Regions from separate parts of the Mus musculus genome. Here region 2 is linked to region 1. A link is a contact called in ENCODE Hi-C or POLR2A ChIA-PET data. All regions are on one chromosome and are shown on one strand. Each heading gives the region's core, a stretch centred on a gene start or an enhancer-like site at or near the end of the contact. The rest is flanking DNA. Distances are from core to core; before and after follow the strand shown.

What was found. A loop is a pair of places that touch in the nucleus more often than their neighbours do. ChIA-PET counts read pairs that join two places held with the same protein, here RNA polymerase II (POLR2A).
Region 2: a loop to region 1 is called in a map of regulatory T cell, with 2.1 times the contacts of the local background. The contact joins two enhancer-like sites. A Hi-C loop is called at or near these places in 1 of 37 maps with a recorded cell type or tissue (regulatory T cell). POLR2A ChIA-PET finds 5 or more read pairs at or near these places in 1 of 5 experiments (embryonic stem cell).

The regions. Positions count from the first base shown.
Region 1 is chr16:4,392,566-4,400,508 of GRCm38, reverse strand. The region is part of intron 2 of Adcy9 (adenylate cyclase 9); the gene reads left to right. Among named protein-coding and RNA genes, the nearest start is that of Adcy9, 24 kb to the left of the region's middle. Within about 2 kb of position 4,607, at least 1 of the 3 ENCODE cell types and tissues checked has a DNase peak (open chromatin) inside an H3K27ac peak, as active enhancers do.
Region 2 is chr16:4,450,989-4,458,931 of GRCm38, reverse strand. No RefSeq gene overlaps it. Among named protein-coding and RNA genes, the nearest start is that of Adcy9, 34 kb to the right of the region's middle. Within about 2 kb of position 4,171, at least 1 of the 3 ENCODE cell types and tissues checked has a DNase peak (open chromatin) inside an H3K27ac peak, as active enhancers do.

The DNA.
Region 1 (7,943 bases), core at 3,358-5,857:
TTGTTCACTGGCTTTTTGAGACAGGTTCTCCTTTGTGTGGCCCAGACTGGTTTCAAACTTGTGAGCCCTTTCTCAGCTACCTGAGTGTTGGGACTGCAGGCATCCCTGTACTCAGCTTTGAATGATGGAATATGGGTAGCATTACTTTGTTGACTGTAAGATGAAGTAATGTTGAGATTAAGATGCAGTTATAGGGAGGATCTGATATTGAGAAACTTTTAAACTATATATACACATGGCCACTTTGAGATTATGTGGTAAAGAGCACCGAGGACAAGCTTTAAAAATGCTTTATAAATACAGAATATTCCAAACAAGTCTAGGAAGTTTCTTGTTCAAATTAACTTCAAGTAGCTGGATGTCATGTGGTAAAATGTGGCTTCCCCTCTGCTTCATGAGCTCCTGTGCCCAGCTGGGCTGCACTGCTCTTGCCAGCTGCCCTGAGAGCCTGGGACATGGATACTTTCCATAGCCGGCCTCATTCCCACACACTTCCTTAATATAGAACGTTTTCAAAAGAAACACTGGCTACCAGCAAGCTCTGCTCCCAAATATGGCCAGGGGTTCATAGTTCATTTTATTTTGTTTTTATGCAGTTAAAACAAGGATAATATGTAAACATTTCAGTGTTACTGAGTGTCCGTATGGCTTAGGGCAGAAAGGAGCAAATAGAGTTTTGAGTCAGTAGAGGAGAAGGCAAAGTCCCCCTGCTGCTGAATAGGTAATGTAGGAGCTAACAAGGCCTTGCCGAGATGTTATAGAGGGTGTGAATTCCCACAGGTTATGAGTGTGTGCCCTGACACCGAACTGGGCTGGACTCCCTTTCCCAGCCAGTGACCCACCTGAAAATATAACTTTGTGAGCTAGGTCAGGTGGGTCACAACATGGCCAGGTTATACCTACATTGGGGATGCCCTCTAAAGCTTTTAGCCAGCCCTCAGTCAGTCACACAAATGTGTGTTGTTAGCTGGGATGTAACTGATGCCTACAGATAAAATTGTGCAGGGTGAGTAGAGCTTCCTTAAGAGACAAGGGGAGCTGGAATGGGTGTCAAGCTGAGAATGTGCTGGAAGGTGGCTGGCAGTGTGTAGTCAGGCTTCATTTTGCTGTTTTGTTTTATCATGTTGTATTTGGGACAGTCTTGCTTGGTGGTCTGACATTCACTGTGTAGACATGGCAATCTTTTGGCTTCTGCTTCCATGGGCTTAGAAAACAGGCATGCATTATTACTTCTAGTGATGATGTTTTTTAACTTGAATTTTTTGTTGTTTTGATAATTTTATACATGCATAATAACTAACAACACTTGATTTTTTTAAAAAGCCACAATTGTGAAATCCATTGGTTGAACATAGGTTTTGAGTGCCTGCTATAGATATAGGCCACTGTCTCAGGATCTCCTAGACTGCTTGACTCCTCTGGTGGAGATTATAAGATTGTGTAGCTGTTATGTACAGCAGTGTGGCAACTCCTGAGGGCAGATACAGAGTTACAGTATATCCCAACAATTCTGCACTAAGGCATGCACCCAGAAGCACTGAAGACACAATCATGCAAAAACTGGTGCACAGATGTTCATGACAGTGCCAAAGTGTCAGCTAATGTCTGCCAGTGGGTAGATGGATAGACAAAGTGTGCACTGTCCACATGGTTGAATATCATTCAGTTATCAACGTGAATGACACACACTCATATACAAGATAGATGAGCCGTGGACATGTGCTGAGTGAAAGATGCTAGGCAGAGGCCACTGATAAGAAATGCCCAGAATAGAGGAATCATAGAACTAGAGGCAGATGGATGGTTTGGGAGAAAGGGGGGATGCTTGCTTAGTGGAAACAGGGTTTTCTTCTTAGGATGATGAGCAGTATTCTGAAGACCATCCCAGGAAGAGGTCTCTTTGGCTCTTCAAAAGAGTTCAAAGCCAACCTTGGCTACAGAATCTTGATGGTGTTTGGGGGGGGGGTTGGGGAGAATAGGAAGGGAGAGAGAAAAAGAGAGATCTGAAACCAAAATGCTTATGTGGCAGCTGGTAGCTGTAGTAAGGATCATTGAATTTTGTACTTAAGGGAGTGAGTTGTATGGTTTATGAGTTTTATTTAAATACAGCCAGAGTAAAGTTAAATCTGAATACCAGAGTGAAGTTAACAGCTCATTAGACACATTAACACACTGGGACAAAGCAAGTGGAGACTGGTGGTGCACATCTGTAATCCCAGTGCGTAGGTGACTGAGGCAGGAGCCTCTCTGGGATCTCAAGGCTAACCTGTTTTACATACTGAGTTTCAGGAAAGCCAGGACTACACAGTTGAGACCCTGTCTCTAATCACCCTTCCCACAAAAGAAATAATGATTTATATAGATGAGTCTGAGATGGATGGTGCCACTGTAGTCTTTTGGGAGAGACAGTGATCTTGATTTGAGGTCAGGTCACAGGTTAGCAGATTCAGTGCCTTCATTTCTGTGCTCAGACTTGTATTATTTAGGAGACCTGATCTGGGTAACCATGAGACCATCTGTAAGCAAAGGCGCCAATATATCAAGTTACCTTGGAGAATAGTATGTACTTTTCCAGTGTCGAGAATACTCCTACCTACTGCCAGGGCCCTCGTTCCAGATCCGGGTGTCTGGTAGCAATATGTCTGCTTACAGAGCAGAGAGCTATGTCATTCGCCTCCAGGAAGTCAGTCAGCACACCTTATCTCAAGCAGAGAACTTGCATGTCTTCCTGAGCCAAGCTCTTCTCTTCGTTCTCCTTAAGAGAGAAGGTATACAAGACATGTAAAATAAAACTTTTTTACAAGGGTGTGTAAATGTGTATGCAGTTGCAGATCACGTAAGATGGTTTTAGATCAATGGAGTGCAGATGAAGGGAATCTGCTGATGGATATCGGCAGGCAGACTCCACAGTGTGGTAGGCCCCTTTCCTAAGGCAGGGATGTGGTAGGGAGAACATGTTGACTAGGGAGAACAAAGAGAGGGGTTTCTCCAGAGATGGGCTTGCTAACTGTACTTTACTCATGGTCACATGGCATAGACATACTGTGATCCACATTGGAGAAGATTACTTCAGTGTGCAGTCAGTGTGGTCATGCTGATGAAGGGGTTGGTCATGCATCTTAGAAGTACAGAAAATAGTCCCAGAAGGAGCCTTGGTCATCTGCGTCAGCTGATGAGTTCCTGCAGGCAATAGGGCAGGAACAAGATGCACAGATACGGACGGCTATTACAGGGCAGTCCCAGTGTGGGCCAGTGATTAGCCATGGACACACTATGCTGCACTCTTGCTGAACTGACATCTGTTGTGAGTAGGGACAGGATGGGGTCCCTATCCTCATATCACCATGTTGGAACTATCCTTGTATCACCATGTTGGAACTGGAATTTTTTTTTCTTGCTCTGGCCCCACTTGTTCTTTCCCTGAGTGGAAGGCTTAAGATTTATTTAATTTATGTGTGTGAGTACAATGTCACTTTCTTCAGACACATCAGAAGAGGGCGCCAGATCTCATTTTAGATGGTTATGAGCCACCATGTGGTTGCTGGGAATGGAACTCAGGACCTCTGGAAGAGTAGTCAGTGCTCTGAACTGCTGAGCCATCTCACCAGCCCTGGAACTGGAATCTTAAATTTCCCCCCTCATCTCCTGGTCACGTTTTGAAACATGACTTTTCACTAGAATCTTACACTGATAGAGAGGAGTCTGCTACTTCTTGGTATGATGTGTGTTTTAGAGACATTTGTGGACATGGATTTAACCTGAATGCTACACTGGTACTGAGAACGAAACCTCCATTAAGTAGAGTCATTATTCGGTGGGCCCTGACCCCTCCACCAGCCACTGGGCTCTTTGCAGGTCTTGATGTGTCTTCAGAAGTGTCTAGGTCCTTTGTCTTCAGATGCTGCCTGGGATGAAGCTGTTGCTTCCTTCTCAGAATTCCTTGGAACCTCGGGATTAAGTGGGGCCCTTCCTTGTCCTGTAGCACACAGGATGCTGCCAACTGTCTTCAAAGCAGTAGACATGGGATTCTTCTTCCCCTCCCCCTCTCCACTGTGCATAGCCCCAGAGCAACACACCATCCTCCCTGCCTCCTTTGAGCTTTCAGCCTCCCCTCTCTGCCTTGCACACACCCCTCACCTGCTGTCTTGGGGAGCTTGTCAGGAAGGTTGTGAGCACTGCTGAATGTCAAGGGGAATGTGCTCTAACGTGGTGAGAGATTTATCCCTTTAACAGTCACTGCAAAGTGCCTTCAGTTTCAGTGCCAATTTGTCTTTTCAGAAAATGTAACAAGCATAATTCTTCAACTTTGGCCTGGATCACCGAGAAGTGTCACTTGTTCTTGGGAATGAGTACCTCCCATGGGGCCAGCTCTTTCGTGTCAGGGTCCTCTCTCGGGCCTGAGGAGAACATAGGAGCGGGCAGCTGGACTGTGGTCCAGACTACTGGTGTAGTCTTTTCTGTACATAAAGTGGAGTTTATCATTCCTATTTCTAATCTATGTTCCATGAGTAAAGACACAGGCAAGATGCCTGCAGTTCCAGGAACGTTAGCATAAGTGCTCCTCGAGGGTTGTCCCCAATTTATTCCCTCCCAGGTCACACCATGCACATACGTAAGCTTGCTTTTCCTTCTTCATAAAGCTCTCTCCTATAAATACTCCTTAGTTTAAAAATAATGTTTCCCTACCGTGAGTCAAGGCTCAGCTCTTCTGTCTAATTTTAGCTCCTTGTTTTTATGAACTTGGAGATGTTTTCCTTAACCAAAAAACAGAATAAAGAAAGAAAAGAAAGAAGCTGCAGAGACGAAGGTCCCCTTGCTTCATTCCCCAGTAGCCCTCATCTCTGAGGGCAGGTTCTTTTTATATTATTATTAAGCATCTGATTGAAAATTAAGATTGTGAATTAAGACAGGGGTTAGATGAGACACAAAAGGAAAAACAAGCTTTGGTTGGTCATTTGTTGGGCTGTGGGAAAGGGTTTGGGAGTTTAAGATCGGTGTGGGAGCATGCCAAGAACTTAGGTTAGAGGTCTGGGGCGGACTACCCTGATTCTGAAAGCATGTGCTTAAATTGCTTCTATTGTATCAATTTTGAGTGAAAAATTAATGAAGAAGTCAAAGTACATAATTTGACTCCTGTTACCAAAGATGACCTTTGTGTGAGACAGTGTGACTTACTCTTGTATATAGACAGTGATTATTTATTGATTAAAAGTGGTACCAGCAGGGCAGGAGAGATGGCTCAGAAGGTAAGAGCACACACTCTGCGCTAGCATAGGATTAGATTCTGTTCCTAGCACATGTTAGGTGGCCCACAGTTGTAACTCCAGCTCCAGGGAATCTGACACCTCTCGCTTCTGCAGGCCACACACACACACACACACACACACACACACACACCCCACACACTGAAAAATAATAAAAGCAAATATATTAAAAAGTAATACTAACCAACTTCTCTTAAATTTTTATTTTATGTGGGTTGTGTGTATGTGTGTGAGAGAGAGAGAGAGAGAGGAGAGAGGGGAGAGAGAGATGTTGTTGTTTTGGGACTGGGTCTTACTATGTAGCTTACTCCTGCCTTCAACTTAATATTTTGCCCAACATAGTCTCAAGGTTGCAGTGATCCTCCTGCATCAGACTCCTGAGTACTGAGATTGCAGGCGTGTGCCACCATTCTGTCTATGCATACCATACATATTTATTTATACTGTAACTATTTCTTGAACTGACAAACCATAGTTCAGTAATGCATTTCTTTTGTGAGCTTTTGGATTGCCCCCCCCCCCCCACTTTGTAGTTGTGGCTCTAGGGAGTTTATAACTTTCAGTCTTCTGTATCTAGGCAGATGCCAGGGTAATAGACTTTACTTTTTTATTATAAAGAGAAGCTTGTTTATACTCTTAAGTGTTAGAAAAGTCTTATGGGAGAAAGATTTTAAAATGTTTTTATTTTTATGTATTAATTATATATACTATTTATTTATTATGGCATTCCATACATGTACATACGCATTTGGATCATACTTTTCTCATGGAAGTCTTCAGGTGTCATGTAGGCAGGCAGACCTGCTGCAGTTCAGGAGTGCAGTAGCCTCAGCGTGCCTGGAGTCAGCACTCCAGACCTCTCTGGCTCCTTCCTTTGGCTCTTACGCTCACTCTGAGCCTTTCCTCCCACCCCCGATGTGCCCTTATTTTTGGAGGAGATGGTATAGATGTCCTGTTTATAAGAAAAAAAAAACTCTGAAAGTAACTATAACCAGAAACAACATTATTAATGTTTTAGTATACTGCTTGTATTTTTTCCAGTGTAGCTAATAGTAATTATCAACATGCATCAATAATTACCTTGTGAGAAATGGTATTATTGTAAGCATACCCTTTTGTAACCTTATTTTTACATAAACAGACCAAAGACTTCTTTTTTGTGTTATTGTTTATATGTATCTCTAATTCTACTTTAAATGATTGTTTATTTTATTACAGGGACATTTATCCAGGAAAATCCATCTTGTTGGAGCTTGTAGTTGCTTCCAACATTGTGTATAGCATCATCATGATGCTATATGTACGTTTTCCAGACGTTTCTCAAATCGGCTTCTGGCTCATGGAGAATGTCATGCTTATTTGGCAGCATTTGGTTCCATTCATAATGAACACAGTGGCATGTTACCTTATGGTCCCTGGTGTCTCTAATTTGATGGGACAGCCGCAGCATTGTAAGTGCTAATGGCATAGTGATTAATCTTATAGGCTCATGTTAACGGCTAATGGAACCAAATACACCCCTCCTGGGTTTCTCTTCTCATGAGTTGTGTATGAATTAGGATGTTTGCCTTTCTATTGGGTGACTTGTGATAGCTCTTTATACAAATACCTTAAATTTCCATCTTCCAAATAAATTGAAATTTGTCTTTTAATCATTGATATTTCTCAAGATATTGAAATCTTTTTCTGTATTAGTCTTACCTATCACTGTTGCCTTTTATGTTGCTATATTTGGAGACATGATTAAAAGATTTGCCTTCACTCCAGGATCATGTAAAATATGTACTTGTATTTTCTCCTAATGATTATGTTAACTCTTTGTGCCTTTTTGTTTTGTTTTGTTTTGTCCGTCTCTCTGTGTAATTCTGACTGTCCTGGAACTCCCTGTATATTGAATTCCCAGGATGGCCTCGAACTCAAAGAGACCTGCCTCTCTCTGTCTCCTGAGTGCTAGAATCCTGGAATTAAAGTCGTATACCACTATGCCTGGCTAATTCTGTTTTTTATTTTGTTTGAATCTTATCTTCATCTAACATTTATGTTGGTATGGGGCATGGGTGATCTTACTGTCTAGGCAGATACTTGGTGCCACTTATATATGTATAGTTGATATATACCACTTATGAATTTATAGAATTCTGCTTATATACATCTTTCCCTGTAGGTCTTTATTGTTTGTTTCTATGCATCTGTTCTTCCAGATAAGCCTTAGTGTTCTTGTTTCATCATAAATAAACAATTGCATTTTTATTCAAGTTCTGACATAGATTAACTTGATAGTGTGAGTTTAGAGCAGTGGTTCTAAGCTGTAGGTCCTGACCTTCCCAGGGGTCGAATGACTGACCCTTTCACAGGGGTTGCATAGCAGATATTTACATTACAGTTCATATCCATGGCAAAATTGTAGCTATGAAGTAACAATGAAAATGGTTTTATGGCTGGGGGTCCCCACAACATGAGGAACTACAGTAAAGGGTCACAGTGTTCGGAAGGTTGGGGCCGCTGGCTTAGAGCCTCTCACCCAGTGTCTGTCTGTTTAAAGAGCTTTTGCATACAGTGTATATTGTTTTTTGTTTGTTTTGAGACAGGGTTTTTCTGTGTTGCCTTGGCTGTCCTAGAACTCATTCTATAGACAACACTGGCCTTGAACTCAGAGAGACCTGCCTGCCTCTACTTCTC
Region 2 (7,943 bases), core at 2,922-5,421, 59 kb before region 1:
CCCCAGCTCTGTTGTTCTTTCCATCTCTGCAAATTTGGCAGCCACATAGGCAGACTCATACCGTATCTGCCATCTCATTCGAGGTAAATGTGATAACCACGACACTACAGAAACTGCATAATACTTACCATTTTGTGAGTTGAAATTTTACTTAATGTCCTCAGGATTAATTACTATTGTGGATTATGTCAGCATGTTTTCCCTTTTTTGGTCAAGTGATATCCCTTTGCATCCTGCTCCAATCTCGTTTATCCATCCATCCTTGGGTGTGAATGCTTGAGCTGCCTTCACCTTTGACAGTGAGCAGTGTTCAGTCATGAACAGCTGTGCAATGAACGCTGCACCGTTGCTTCCAGCCCCTGCTTTCGATGCTTGGGAGTGTGTAGTCCACCACACAGGCCACCACACTGCTCTTCACAGCAGCCTCTCCATTCACACTCCCACCAACAGTGAACAAAGATTCGCATCTCTCCACATCCCAGCCTACACTTGCTGTTTCCTGGTTTTATAAAAGCAGGCATTTCTCAGCATCTTAGGTGGTGTTTCATTGTGGCTTTGATTGGTTTTCCTTATTGGCTAGGGTTGCCAGGGATCTCCAAGTGTTTACTGATCCTCCATGTATGGCTCCTGAGATCTGGATTAAAACCCCAAGGCCACATGACAGTGGAATATTCTAGTAGTAGAAAAATGACCTAAAGGGGGAAAATGTTATTTCTTAAATCCACGAGATAGAAAGGAGCTTAGAGGTTACCCAGGGTGGGGGTAAATTAGGAAGTGACTGTTGGCAGTTGTGTAACTATATAATGCTATGACATTTTGATATGTCATAGCATTATATAGTTACACAACTGCGACCATACTTGAAGCTAATGTGTTGTAGCCTTTGAATGAGTGATTTTTAATTTAGTTGCTAGCCAGGCGTGGTTCACATAACTTTGATCCCAACAGTCAGGAGAAAGAGGCAAGTGGATCTCTGCTAGCTTGAGGCTAGCCTGGCCTACATAATGAGTTCCAGGACAGCCCAGACCATGTAATGAGACATGTCTCAGAAGCTAAACAATAAAATCAAATCACTTGTCTATGTCTCCAGAGAACTTTTTACAGAGGCTATCTTTGCAAGACCAGCTAATGCAGGAGCAGTGATAACAGCAAGTGTGGCTGCTGCTCACTGAGCCAGCTGCACCCCTGGAGTGACGGCTACACAATTTGGGTGAATTTATATCTGTTCCCAGAATTTCAGTCCCCCTCCTTTCCCCATTCTCATAAATCCTGATTCTTTTCATCCATTTCGGTTGTAGGAATTGTTCAGTTTCCTCTAATCTAGGAATCATCTTTGCCTCATCTGAGTGTCAATCAAGTCCCCTGGTGTGCTAAAGTGTGGAAAGGTGGATGGGAAGAGTAAGCCAGCGCATCTGAGCTTTGCAGAGGGAGACAGTCCTAGTCAGTGGCGCATCCAGGGGCAGAGTAAGCCGCTGCCTAAACTGTGCCCCACAGGCCCTTCCTTATATGTTGCCTTGCAACAAGAACACCTAAATTGTTCCCAGTCCATTGTCAGTGGCGCCTCCTGTGGGATAGGGATACACTGCTATTAGCCCAGTGACTCAGGTGTGATAGGAGTCTCATTGAAGGGAGGTTTTGAAGTTCTTTGAGTCAAATAAGTTTGGAGAGGTGGTGGGACAGCCCTGAACATAACACCATGGGGAAGATGGGTTCATAGTGAATCTTCATTGGCCAGAAAATGTCACCACCCCCCCCCCCCCCCGGGCTTTTATGGACTCAGACAGTGGGCTTCAGCCTTGTATGGATGTAAGGTACTCTCTTGAGGCTTTATTCTGCATGTCTCCTACTTAGTGGGTTCCTTGGAAAGCCTCGATGTCTGTCTCCTTACCAGCTTCCTCCCTGACACAATAAGAAAGCTGCACAGTTTCAGGTAACAGGTGTTAAGAACATATTTTGGTAGAATTTGGGGTAGAGAGCTGTTAAATTTTTACGTTCTAACAATCTCTCCGTAGGTGTTAGATATTTACCAAAGATGGGATGGGCCCTCTACCCACCCTTCCAGATGAGATGGCTCCAGAGAGAGGAAGTGACCGGCCCAAGACTGTACAGACAGCGAGTAGCTGAGCCAGAGCTCCTGCACGCTCCTAGTGGACTGAGGCCAGCCGCCGTTTCTGTGGCACCCCTGGCTGGAGAGCAGCAAGGGTCCTGGATTCTGCTGTGTGTCCACCCCATGTCCACCTTGCCCCTCCTGTGGCTTTCCTTGGATCAGTTTTCTCTCCTGGTTGGCACACTGCCCTCTCTGCTGCAGCCCCCATCTCCATGCCTGCGCCATCTGGGACTCAGTTTTTGATCACTCTGCCTACCCCCTCTACCATGTTCTGCCGAGTGTGGGCCCACACCAACGCAGACTTGCTAAGCACAGAGAGTTCTCCTTATTCATCTGATTGCTTAGAAAGGAAAAAAAACTTGCTTCTCAGATTCAGAGTCCCAATACTGGAACAGTGGAAAGTTAAAAAAATTATTTCCAAAATCTTCCCCCTTGGCACTCACTAGAGTTCCTCCTGTGACCTCTCTCTGCTGATGCTCATCCTTGGCCTGGATTTACACTGCAGACAAGATCAGAGGTTTGTTACATTTGTTGACTTGTTTTGAGACAGGGTCTCATCTATAGTTCCGGCTCCTCAGACTCATGGCAATCCTCCTGGTCCAGTCTGAGTGCTAGGAATACGGGTTTGAGTCACAACGTCTGGCTTAGAATCAGTGGTTAAAAGAGGTTTATCCCCCTGGTCCCTGCCACCCACAACCTGATCTTGTCCAAGGTCAGGATTCCTAGGAAACTCTCAAATATTGGCGATGCCATCCCAGACACAGAGGAGCTGCTGCCTTCATCCTTTCAAGCTGCGGCTTCTTTTCTCTGCTTCTTCTTGATTCTTACTTCCTCTCTCAAGCCATCTTCTTTATAAAGCAGATTTACTCATCCTGTGGTCAAGCTGATATCACCCACTTGTTACCATGTGCAACGCTTTATCAAAGATGCAGCTGTTTTCTGCATGCAGTGTGGTATAGTACTGTGGCTCACTGCTGCCCCTGGGACTAACTACCTAGGAATGGCTGAAACTAGAGACCAGCCAGAGACGCTGGCTGCTCCAGCATGGGACTCTGTCTCTGGAAATGTGTTGCTGCTTTGTGAGTTTGTGAGACCAGGGAAGTGAGAGGCAACCAGGCATAATTGGGGTCAGAGTTCTTCAACCCACAGCACTAGCCTGGGCTGGTTTTTTTTTTTTTAAATCTGTGATGGTGATTTTTATTGTTTCTGTCAGAGAAGGCTTCCTTTCCTTAGGCCTCTCCCCATCTGGGTTGAGCCTTCCTGCAGCAGTTGAAAGGAACTGAAAAGGGGCCTAGCAAGCAGTCATGAAACAGTGGTCTATAAGCAGTCGGGAACCGCCTATCTCAGCTTGGTCTCTGTCTGTCCATATCCAGTTAATCTGTGGTTCCCCGAACGTTCTCCTGGCCCCAACTTGGTAAATGTGGTTCCATTTTCTTGGGTTTCCCTTCCTCTGACTGCTTTATCAAGCTAAGATCTCCTGTGCTGGGACTTCTGTGCAGTGAGAAGCTGTATTCTTGGGTCTCCATCTGCTCCTGAATTGTCCTCTGCCCCACCTTCATCTAAGCAGTCATGTATGGTGCTACAACTGCATGTTGTACGTCCGTTTCTCACACCAGATTCTAGGCTTTCAAAGGACAGAAGTGTTGCTGTCGCTCTACTGTAGCTCTCATTGTAGCTCTATTGTGGTTGCCTTCTGGGTGAATGGAGCAGCATCTACTATGTGTCCACATTTGCAAAGAGTATGGCTTCCAGCCCTTTTTGTTGGAATAAAATTTTCACAGGGAAATACCTCAACCCAGAGCATGAAGAAGGACTTTATATAAGAGATCATGTGCAAGCTGTGTATTCTGCTGGTTTACCAATGCACTAGCTTCCGGTTGTCACTATAATGAACACCCACAGATTTATTGGTTCAAAACACACTTAGTAGCTTGAAGTTCTGAAGGTTAGAAGTTTGCAGTCACTGTCATGGAGTTAAACCACAGCACGTCTATGCTGTTTGAAGGCCGCAGGGAAGAATCCTTGCCATTTAAGCATCTGGAAGCTGCCTACATCCTTTGGCTTGTGATTGCTTCTTCACGTGGCTCCAACCTTCTGCTGCCGGCTTCACTTCTAGAACTGTGATTTCCTGCATCCCTCTCTCATGACTTTCCTGGGCCTACACGAATAGTAAGGATAATCTCGTTTTTATAATTGTATCTGCAATATCCCTTTTGTCATATAAGGTGACATGTTTGCAGGTTCTGAGGATTAGAGCCTGACTGTCTTACAGAAGGCCGTTGTCCAGTGATTCTTTAGTGTCTTCTCATCTGTTTGTGTTAGTTCTTCATGCTATGAAAGACCTGTGCTGCCCCCTCCCAGAAATCTTCTCAGCCCCCCCCCCCCCCCGCCCCAGCTGGATATTCCCTTTACCTCACTGGATGCTCCCCCCTCCCACACACACACTCCACATCCCTCCAGTTGAATGACCCTCAGCCTTGGTTCCTGCTGCTGCCCTTGACCCTGGGCACCTCTCTGTTTAAACCAAGCATCTCTCTGGATATGCGTATTTCTCTCTCTGTATGAACTCAGGGCCACAGTTCTCTCAGGAGAGTCCCAGGCTGACCTCAGCTTGTCTTCCCTCTTCCACAAGGCTCTCCTTCTCTACACCCTCACTCTCAGGTGGAGGTTCTAGTTTATGGGCCTGCCTACATTTTAAGGACCACTACAGTGCATTTCAGTTCTTTGTTTGCAGTCAAGTCTACAGGGCTGGCTGGTGAGTGAGCCTCTGAACACCAGCTGACTTTAGGCAAACCATCTTACCCCAGGTGTCGGTATGGAGCAGTGTGAAATTCTGTCTACTGTTGGAGCTTCTGTGGCATGTGTGACCTATGTCTCTCCTGGGTACAACACATTGTCAGCTGTTACTTTCTGCTCTCAGTCCCTACCGTGAAACCCATCAGGACCAAGGTCTCCAGTGCAGCATACAGTGTTCTACAGGGTCAAATCAAATGAACATGCCACTGAACTTGATGACCAGACCATTTGCAACCTACGTGCTAATAATTGTCTTTGAACAAGGAAATGGTGTTCGTTGCCCATCATTTTCTGACCGTATCTTCCCTTCCAGTTCTGGACTTTGCTACGCCTCATCCACATTCCCCACCATTCCCTCCACATTCCCCACCACTCCCACTGTGGCTTTCCTCTGGCAATTTGCTTTTTAAATGTGTAGTCATCTATCAATGTATTGATTTATATCAAGAACAAGAACTGCCAGGCTGACTAGATCCTATCTCTTGCGCAGCAGGAAAATCTACCCTGAAGGACAACTTGGCCTGGAAGCAAAGGGTACACACAGATGATCTCCAAGAGAGGATGGAGGTCACTCAGCTCCAGGGTCCAAAAGGGGATGGCTTCGGTCAAAGCAGACAGGCCTCAACCCTGTAGGACCCCTTCTTCATCAAGGAGGGCCTCAGGTAGTGCTGTGTCCTGCTAAGCACCGGAAAACTGTGTGAATGAAGAGACAACAGAGACAGACACAGAAAAGCTAGGATCAGGTAGGTTGTGCTAGCTTTGAGCCCCCCTCCCCCGCCCAAAACCCAGAAAATCTATTATGGACAGCACTGGAGGAGGCATAAACTCCTCTGGATAGGAGGTCTCTCTCTGTAGGGAGCAGTCTCAGCCTGCAATTATTCTGGAGGAGGAAGCTGTAGTTGCTGGGTTTTGTGCAGTTGTTAACATTCACAGGCCACCAGCAAAAGGCTTTGCTGTTTCCATATGTCTGACCAGGGGAAGGCTTGCCTTCTGGGATCCTTGCCACAGCCCTGGTACATGGCTGAGGTCATGTGAACAGTACACATCCACTCAGGATTCCTCCTATCCTTACATACATGCTTAAGACTTCTGCTTCTCACAAGGTAGCTTGATGCCTCTGTAGGACAGAGTGCTCCCTGAGACAGGTGAGCAGATTCGACCAGGGAGCACACCCACATAACCTGGGCTATACGTGTCTCAGTCTCCACCAGCATCCCATTTGTGCTTGCTTGACTTTGATAATCAAATACAGCTGTGCCAAAGGAAGGAAGAGAGGACCCAGTTCCTGCAATGTGGTTTTTCCTTCCTCCCTTCTTCCTTCTGCCTGTCCTTTCTCTCATCCTTTCTTCTGGGGATTATTTTATATGGTTGGATAAGTTTTGATGAATGTAGACATCCATGCTGACCAAGAAAGTCCCTTCCTCCCCACATGCATAGCAACTGAAATGATAAATGAACGAAGAAAACATGTTCTAACCGTGCAATAGAATATTACTCAACCACAAAGAGGGATGCGCTAGCACATAGATAAACCTAGAGAACACCCTAGGTGGAAAGAGGCAGTCACCCACCAAAAGGTGGTCTATTGTATGGAACTCTAGACTAGGCCAACAGAGACAGAAAGTAGATTAGTAGTTTCCCTCTAATTAGAAAAATCACTTGAGTTTCTTCAGCATGAAGTGAGTGCTAAGGGTACTAATTTTTCTGGAATTAAATAGTGGTGATAATTGTATAACTGAATATTCTAAAAACTGCTAGAGAGATGGCTCAATGGTTAAAAGTACATGGTGCTCTTGCAGAGGACCCAGGTTTGATTCTCAGCACCCATATGGTAACTTACAACCATCTGTGACTCCAGTTCCAGGGGATTAAGACACCCTTTTCTGACTCCAGAGATGAGGGCACCAGAGAAGTAAGTGGTATACATACATACATATATGCAAACAAAATACTCATATACATAGAATAAACAAATACAATTGAAAAACCTGCTACATTGTTAATTTATTATTATTATTACTGTTATTATTATTAATTATATTGTTACCACTTTCTCTCTTTCTTTCTTTCTTTCTTTCTTTTTTTTTTTTTTTTTGGTATTTTGGTATTTTGGTATTGTGAGACAGGATTTCTCTGTGTAGTTATGGCTATCCTGGAACACACTCCGTAGACTAGGCTATCCTCGAATTCAGAGATCCACCTACCTCTGCCTCCTGAGTGCTAGGATTAAAGGAGTGTACCACCATCACCCGGCCTCATTGTGCACTCAACTTCATGGTATGTAAAATATATATCAGTATATATCAGTAGGATTGAAAATTTTAACAACTATAGAACATTGTCATTACATAGGAAGTGCTTTCAAGGTTGTAATCCCGACCAATCCCCAGTCCCTGGAGATCCCCACTCTGGCTTCAGTTGGCTGTATCTGCTCTTGAGGTTCAGGTACAGTCCTGTGTGACAGAACAATGTGAATGTTTTAAGAAACACAGCTTTGCCTGGGTGGTGGTAGTGCACGCCTTTAATCCCAGCACTTGGGAGGCAGAAGCAGGCAGATTTCTGAGTTCGAGGCAGCCTGGTCTACAGAGTGAGTTCCAGGACAGCCAGAGCTATACAGAGAAACCCTGTCTCGAAAAAAACAAAACAAAACAAAACAAAACAAAACAACCCAAAAACCAAGAAACATGGCTTTGTGTAAGCACATTGCTGTTGGGTCTCATAGAGCATGTGTACACTGGACAGCTGTGGCTCTCCTATGTAATGTGGCCCATGCGTGACTAAATACCATTATAAGGTAGTTGACTACAATCAGATTATGAATTATTTACTCACTTTCATAAGACTTTTCAAAAATTGTACTCTGAATAATGTTTTTGACATTTGTTTATATTGTTGTAACAGTAGTTTGTGCATGTCCTCCTCTAACTTTAGGATTTACTAGTTTTTAAAATTATATTTATTGGATGTGTGTATGTGTGTGTAGCAAATCCTGTGTGTCAGGGGACAACTTGTGGCAGTCAGCTCTTTTCTTCCATCATGT